Linked DNA regions of Homo sapiens: regions 1 and 3 are each linked to region 2. The links are chromatin loops, found by intact Hi-C in ENCODE. Cell type or tissue: Caco-2. All regions are shown on one strand.

What was found. Hi-C counts contacts between places; a loop is a spot of excess contacts. Peaks named below come from ENCODE experiments on the same cell type or tissue, not always from the same donor. Only the 100,000 strongest peaks of a DNase experiment are listed, where the experiment ranks them.
Region 1: a loop joins it to region 2, with 10 times the contacts of the local background. A loop is called at or near these places in 6 of 110 quality-filtered maps.
Region 3: it touches region 2 in a loop (12-fold over the local background); 5 of 110 quality-filtered maps call a loop at or near these places.

The regions. Positions count from the first base shown.
Region 1 is chr10:30,068,825-30,071,324 of GRCh38, reverse strand. All of the region lies in intron 1 of LOC101929256 (a long non-coding RNA gene), which reads right to left. It also overlaps a transcript of JCAD not described here. Among named protein-coding and RNA genes, the nearest start is that of JCAD, 10 kb to the right of the region's middle. In Caco-2, no CTCF peak of the experiment used is centred here; a DNase peak (open chromatin) is centred at 1,014.
Region 2 is chr10:30,240,227-30,242,726 of GRCh38, reverse strand. No RefSeq gene overlaps it. Among named protein-coding and RNA genes, the nearest start is that of MTPAP, 110 kb to the left of the region's middle. In Caco-2, a CTCF peak has its summit at 1,409 (motif pointing right); a DNase peak (open chromatin) is centred at 1,416.
Region 3 is chr10:30,026,254-30,028,753 of GRCh38, reverse strand. JCAD (junctional cadherin 5 associated) reads left to right here. Exons shown (of 4, transcript NM_020848.4): 3 at 1-2,500. Among named protein-coding and RNA genes, the nearest start is that of JCAD, 32 kb to the left of the region's middle. RefSeq lists enhancers at 1-387, 1,106-1,175, 1,356-1,415. In Caco-2, no CTCF peak of the experiment used is centred here; a DNase peak (open chromatin) is centred at 1,458.

The DNA.
Region 1 (2,500 bases), 170 kb after region 2:
AGAGCTAGGGAAAGTAAAAACAACAATAATGATGATATTAGGACAATTTGTCATGTGAGGTCACAGCAAAGAATTAGAAGAACTAGGAAATGTTTTTCTACATTTTTATTAATACTTTAGGCTGGGGCGTGGTGGCTTATGCCTGTAATCCCAGCACTTTGGGAGGCCGAGGCAGATGGATCACTTGAGGCCAGGAGTTCAAGACTAGCCTGGCCAATATGGTGAAACCCCATCTCTACTAAAAACACAAAAATTAGCCAGACGTGGTGGCGCATGTCTGTAATCCCAGCTACTTGGGAGGCTGAGCAGGATAATTGCTTGAACTCGGGAGGGGGAGGTTGCAGTGATCCAAGATCACACCACTGCACTTCAACCTGAGCGATAAAGCGAGACTCCGTCTCAAAACAAACAAACAAACAACAACAACAACAACAAAAACACTGTATTAATACTTTAACATATAAAATCCACCATAACTCCATATTTAGATGTGCCTACTGATAAACAGGCCCCTGGAAAATAAATAGGTAGCCCCTGACCCCAAATAAGGTAGTACTGCTTTTAAAAAGGTATTGGTTTTGTTTCTGAATAGCGTTTGTTCCAAGATGTATAAAACTGTGGCTCCGGCATATGCTGTAGCTGGAGGGAAAAAAGTTGGGGTGGATTTAATGCTACATCTGTGACCAGTTAGTTACAGTAACCTCCAGGTATTTGGTGGTTTCAACAAAAGTTCTAATACACATTCCAGGCATCCAGAACTATATGGAAGACTGTAAAAAGATGCGGACAAATAATTCATACACCCACTAATTTGCGAAAACTAAAAAGTGCACGTAGTTCCCTGCTGACTTGAAAATGGTGCTCAATTCATTCTTTTACAAGGAAGTTGCCGTGGGTACCCACGCAAGGATAGAGCCTCGAGGGATGGTATGTGCAGACGACACAGGACATCCTGCTGGATCTTATCAGCGCTGACTGGGAAAAATGCACTAAATTATCAGTTCAGGGAGGGAGGGGGTCAGAGAAAGGAAACATTGCAACAGTTACCAGGGCCTCAGAGACACTGACCAATTGTTCCAGCTAGATAAGACACTGGCTTTGGATTTTCACAGTTATTTTTCAACTGTGGCTGATAAGCTGACTTTCATTTGATTTATTTTCTTTTCTCGGACTTATATTTCATGTTTATGGGTGGCCTTCCTCCAAACCACTAATTATCCTCTGTAGTCGCTCTTATTTGCACGATTTGATTGATTTGCTGTAGAAGTTTTGATTTTTGTGGGATTAAACAAAACACACAAATAGCATGCCATCTGCTTGATATACATGTCATTCAGGTCCATAAGAGGCTAACCAATGAGTTCTGGGGTGGTTAGCTGGGTTTAAGTTAGAACACAGAAAAAGCAAACATAAAACTCCCAACAGATTTAAAACAAATTGACAAAGAATTCAAGAAAGCCTAGATATTTTCTAACGTTTTCTGGCCATTTTGTTTTTCTTCAGACAGGGTCTCCCTCTGTTGCCCAGGCTGGAGTGCATTGGTGCAATCACAGTTCACTGCAACCTTGACTTCCCGGGCTCAAGCGATCCTCCTGCCTTGGCCTCTTGAGGAGCTGGGACTACAGGTGCGTGCCACCACGCTTGCAGGCACATCTAAATATGGGGTTGTGGTGGATTTTATATATTAAAGAATTAATACAGTGTTTTTTTTTGGGGGGGGGGGTTGTTGTTGTTTATTTGAGACGGAGTCTCGCTCTGTCGCCCAGGCTGGAGTGCAGTGGTGTGATCTCAGCTCACTGCAACCTCTGCCTCCCAGGTTGAGGCCATTCTCCTGCTTCAAAATTAGCAGTGGCTAATTTTTTTTTTTTTTTTTTTTTTGTAAATTTTCTGTAGAGATGGGGGTCTTGCTATGTTGCCCAGACTGGTCTTGAACTTCTGGGCTCAAGCAATCCTCCTGCCTCATCCTCCCAAAATGTTGGGATTACAGGTATGAGCCACTGTGCCTGGCCATTCTGGTCATTTTGCCTCACTCCTTTGGTCAGCCCCAGTCCTCAGCTAATGCTTTGGCCCCCACTCCTATGGTGAAGATTCCCCACTCTGGATTTCCACAATGTGAGCCGAAGCGACCATTTCCACTTCAGAGGTATTCAAAAATTCTATTCAACAGACATGTTTCATCTACCTGTCCAAAGGTATGGTGCCAGGCTGTGGTCAACGGAAAAACTGATTTGTGCCTGGGTCATAATTTATAAAGGTGACTAAGTGACATCTGAGAGGCCAATGCTATTGAAAGCAAAGATTAAAGTTACTCACAGTTGCCCTATAAACAAGAGGCACCTCAGGCCATGCAAAGCCTGGGGTAAGCACCAGTGCTGATCAGGAGGCAGAAAGGAGTGAGAAGGCCTTGGCCACAGCCATTACTGGGATTTTCACAGGAAAGGCAAGGAGAGACAAGGGAAAGAGCCTAGGATTGGCCAGTTGGAATAATTCCAGTGGCTTT
Region 2 (2,500 bases):
TGAACTTTAGAATCTGCCAATTTCCAACAAAACCTGGTTGGTATTTTTATTGGGATTGTATTAAATTAATAGATGAATTTAGAAAGAATTAACATCTACGTGATGTTTTGTCTTCCTGCAAACGTGATGTACCCTCCCATTTGTTTACATTTTTTTGTTTCTCTCAGTAGTGTGTTTAAAGTTTTCTTCATATAAATCATGCCCATTTCCTGTTAGGTTTGTTCTTAGATTGTTTATCTTTTTTTATTGCTACTATAGAGTTTTTTTTTCCATTATGTTTACTCATCTACTTTTTTTTTTTTGGTAAGAAATGGGGGTCTTACTATGTTGCCCAGGCTGAGCTCATCCTCCCACCTGGGCTTCCCAAAATGCTGAGTGACTGTTTTCAGTATTCTTTTTCTTTTTCAGACAGGGTCTTGCTCTGTCACCCAGGCTGGAGTGCAGTGGCGCGGTCTCGGCTCACTGCAACCTCCACCTCCCGGATTCAAGGGATCCTCCTGCCTCAGCCTCCTGAGTAGCTGGGACGACAGGCACCTGCCATCATGTCTGGCTAATTTTTGTATTTTAGTAGAGACGGGGTTTCACCATGTTGGCCAGGCTGGTCTCGAGCTCCTGACCTCAGGTGATCCGCCTACCTTGGCCTCCCAAAGTGCTGAGATTACAGGCATGAGCCACCGTGCCTGGCCCCAGTGTTCTTATTTTTACAGATGAGTAGACTGACACTGAGAGAGGTGACTCACTCAAAATCTCACCAAGAGTTATGGCAGAGATGGAACTTGACCCTAGGTCTTCTGATTATACCCTCTACACCAACTTGGAGATAGAAACCGTCCTCTCTTTAACATACACTTTGGTGACAGATACCTATGATGGCTCTCACATGTTTGTTCCTTCTTAGAGCTTAAAGGAACCTCAAAAATGATCTAGCCCATTCTCGTTTTAGTCATGAGGAGAATGGCGCAGTATTATCAAAGAGCAGACTGAAATTCACAGGTGCAAGGGGGAAAATAGATTTCTATGTGCTCCTGTCATCTTTGACCAATTCCTTTTTCATGAGAGCAGCTTCAAAATGTGAGGGAGGCTTCTCTACATTGGAGCTGGAAATCATAACTTGCAGCCTGGATTTACACTTTAATTGGTAATGCTATTTTATTCATGCTGCTGAATTTTTTCATGAAACTGAAATTACCAGGACGGTTTCTATTTTACATACTTGTTTAAAATACTGCATTTTGCTCTGCTACTATAAAATGCACAACAGAAAGTTGTTGGCTTTTTTCTTCTTTTTTGGTTTCAGCACATTTCATTTTATTTTAAAGTAATTGTAGTTTCTGCTGACTACCATCTTCTATTTTTTCAAGGAACCCAAGAATGGAAAGGTGGCCAGTTATTACTCTCAGGGACCTGCAGAGGGAGCTCAGTGGTTTGTTTGTTTATTTTTTTCTCCAATGCCTGTGGGTCCATTGGTTAATGTGGGAGAGCTTAGAACTATGTCATCATCAGCTTGCTGCTTATCAACTATGTATTTTTGAGGAGTCAAGGTAATTGTTCCTTTCCCTACAGCTTCACTATATAATGGATTACCACTCTGGGACCGGGTTCAGTGCATAGGTAGTTTTAGTCAAATGTACTCTGCAGTGCTTCTGAAAACCTCTGGAAAATCTCCCTTCTAGGGATGGACCACAATACATCTTCTGGCTTGGGTGCTGGGGAAATGTGGTATTAGACCAGGAAGCCCCAGAAACAAAGAAGCTTCCTACTGGGCCTGGGGATGATCATCTTTTCCTTCTTTCTTTCTTTCTTTCGTTCTTTTCCTTCCTTTCTTCCTTTCCTTCCTTCCTTCCTTTCCTTCCTTTCTTTTTCTTCTTTCTTTCTTTCTTTCTTTCTTTCTTTCTTTCTTTCTTTCTTTCTTCCTTTCCTCCTCCTCTTCCTTCTTCTTCTCCCTCTCCTTCTTCCTTCTTTCTTCTTTTCTTTTTTTTTTTTTTTTGAGATGGAGTCTTGCTCTGTCACCCAGGCTGGAGTGCAGTGGCATGATCTTGGCTCACTGCAACCTCTGCCTCCCAGATTCAAGTGATTCTCCTATCTCAGCCTCCCAAGTAGCTGGGACTACAGGTGCCCACCACCACACTGGGTTAATTTCTGTACTTTTAGTAGAGATGAGGTTTCACCATGTTAGACAGGCTGGTCCCGAACTCCTGACCTCAGGCAATCCACCTGCCTTGGCTTCCCAAAGTGCTGGGATTATAGGCGTGAAACACCACGCCCAGTCTTTTTCTTTTTTTAAAAAATAATAAATTAGGCTGAGGGTGATGGCTCACATCTGTAATCTCAGCACTTTGGGAGGCTGAGGTGGGAGGATCACTTGAGCCCAGGAGGCAGAGGTTGCAGTAAGCTGAGATCGTGCCACTGTATTCTACCCTGGGTGACAGAACAAGGCCCTGTCTCGAAAACAAATAAATAATTTCATTTGCATTTCCTTAGACTGATTTTTTTCTTGGTA
Region 3 (2,500 bases), 210 kb after region 2:
TGGAGGAATGCAGCCTGATGGTGCCATTTGGAATCCACAGAGCTTAATACCCCCGTCGGGGGATGAGAGAGGCCTGGTCTTGGCCGATTCCAGCCCCCGGTGGCTGTGGGGCCAGCCCCCCGGGGATGGGGAAAACAGTGGCCTCCCCAACCAGAGAGACCGCTGTGTGGCAAGGGGACAGTGGCCTGATGTGAGAGGCAGCCAGCACGGGCACACTGGAAGACAAGTTTCCTCCCCTTACTCACAGGGCGAGAGCACCTGCGAAACTCAAACCAAGCTCAAAAAGTTCCAAACTGGGACTCGGACCAAGAAAAGTTCAAAGAAAAAAATGAACGAGACTATATTTTGCTTGGTTTCTATCCCAGTGAAATCAGAATCACATCTGCCAGATAGAGATATGGACAACAATGACTTAAAGCCCAGTGCTGATCAAAAGAATGGGTCTGATAAGAGCCCGGCTCTGCAAGAACAGAGTCTGCTGAGCATGTCTTCCACCGACCTGGAGCTGCAGGCCCTCACAGGAAGCATGGGTGGGAGAACGGAGTTCCAAAAACAAGATCTAGGGGAACCAGAAGAAGACAGACAAACAAATGACCTCAGTTTCATCCACCTTACAAAGCACAGAGAACTCAAGCATTCTGGCTCTTGGCCAGGGCACCGGTACAGAGATCAGCAAACACAAACCAGTTTCTCCGAGGAGCCCCAAAGTTCGCAGCTGCTCCCTGGTGCAAAGCTGGGAGGGCCGAGTCGTGCAGCATTGAGTCCAAAATGTTCAGACCCTGCTGCCTCCGAAGCTCAGACGCACACAGCATTCCCTACCGGTGATCACAAACAGAGGCCAAGTGCCCGTAACCTGAAAGGTCACAGGTCCCTCAGCCCATCCAGCAACAGTGCGTTCTCAAGGACTTCCTTGTCCGTGGACCAGGCACCGACGCCAAAAGCAGGCCGAAGTCAGCCCTGCGTGGATGTCCACGGGCTTGGAGCCCACCCTGGGCCTAAGCGGGAGGTGGTGAAGGGGGAGCCCACGGGCCCTTGCAACAGTAAACAACTCTTTGGGCAGTTTCTCCTGAAACCGGTCAGCCGTCGTCCCTGGGATTTGATCAGTCAGTTAGAAAGTTTTAACAAGGAGCTCCAGGAAGAGGAAGAAAGCAGCAGTAGCAGCAGCAGCAGCAGCAGCAGCAGTGAGGAGAGTGAGGCGGAGCCGCAGCAGGAGAACCGTGCTCACTGCAGACAGGAGGATGTGGGCTTCCGCGGAAACAGCCCGGAAATGAGGGTTGAGCCACAGCCGAGGATGTGGGTGCCGGAGAGCCCTGTGTGTAGGTCGGGAAGAGGTGAGAGTAAGTCTGAGAGCTGGAGTGAGGAGCTGCAGCCTGGCCACCCACGTGCCTGGCCTCCATCCCCGGGCCGCTTTCGCGTGGAAGAAGGTGGCGGTGCACCTTTCTGCTCAGCAGATGGAAGCACGAGTGCAGAGAAGAGACACCTGGAGGTTAGCAACGGAATGGACGAGCTGGCAGGTAGCCCATTTCCTGTGACGAGAATGTCTTCAAGATCAAGTGACGCAAAACCACTGCCCGCGTCCTATCCAGCTGAACCTAGGGAGCCCCAGGAAAGTCCGAAAATCACCAGTGCTTTCAGCTCTGTGAAACCAAGTGAAGCGGTCCCTCGGAAGTTTGACAGTGGTGGAGAGAGGGGGGCAGGGCTCCCACTGTCCCTGTCTAACAAGAACCGAGGGCTCTCAGCTCCAGACTTACGGTCTGTGGGGCTCACCCCTGGGCAAGAACAGGGTGCCAGTGAGCTAGAGGGGTCTTTGGGTGAAGCAAGCACAATAGAAATCCCCCCAGGTGAGTCCTTGCAAGCCAGGGCTGCAAGGATCCTGGGCATTGAGGTGGCGGTGGAGTCCCTCCTGCCGGGCATCCGGAGAGCGGGACAGAACCAGCCTGCTGAGCCCGATGCAAGTGCCTGCACCCCAGAGTCCCCCCAGGAAGAGTTGCTATCTCGCCCAGCACCGGCAGATGTCCCCAGGGTGTCCACTGATGCCTTTTATGGCAGGAGGAAGTGCGGCTGGACCAAGAGCCCTCTCTTTGTAGGGGACAGGGACAGTGCCAGGCGGGCTCCTCAGGCTTTTGAGCACTCAGATGTGGACGGGGTTGTCACCAGCACAGACCCTGTCCCTGAGCCTGAGCCCAGCCCCTTGGAGTCCAAGTTCTTCGAACAAAAGGATGTGGAAACAAAACCACCCTTCAGGTCCACTTTATTCCATTTTGTAGAAAGAACCCCAAGTGTGGCAGGCTCTGAAAAGAGACTTAGAAGCCCTTCCAAAGTGATTGAAAGTTTACAAGAGAAACTGGCCTCCCCGCCTAGGAGAGCAGACCCTGACCGCCTGATGAGAATGAAAGAGGTGAGCTCAGTGTCACGGATGAGAGTCCTGAGCTTCAGGAATGCCGACTCCCAGGAGGACGCCGAGGAATTGAAGGCCACCACAAGGGGCCAGGCCGGGCTC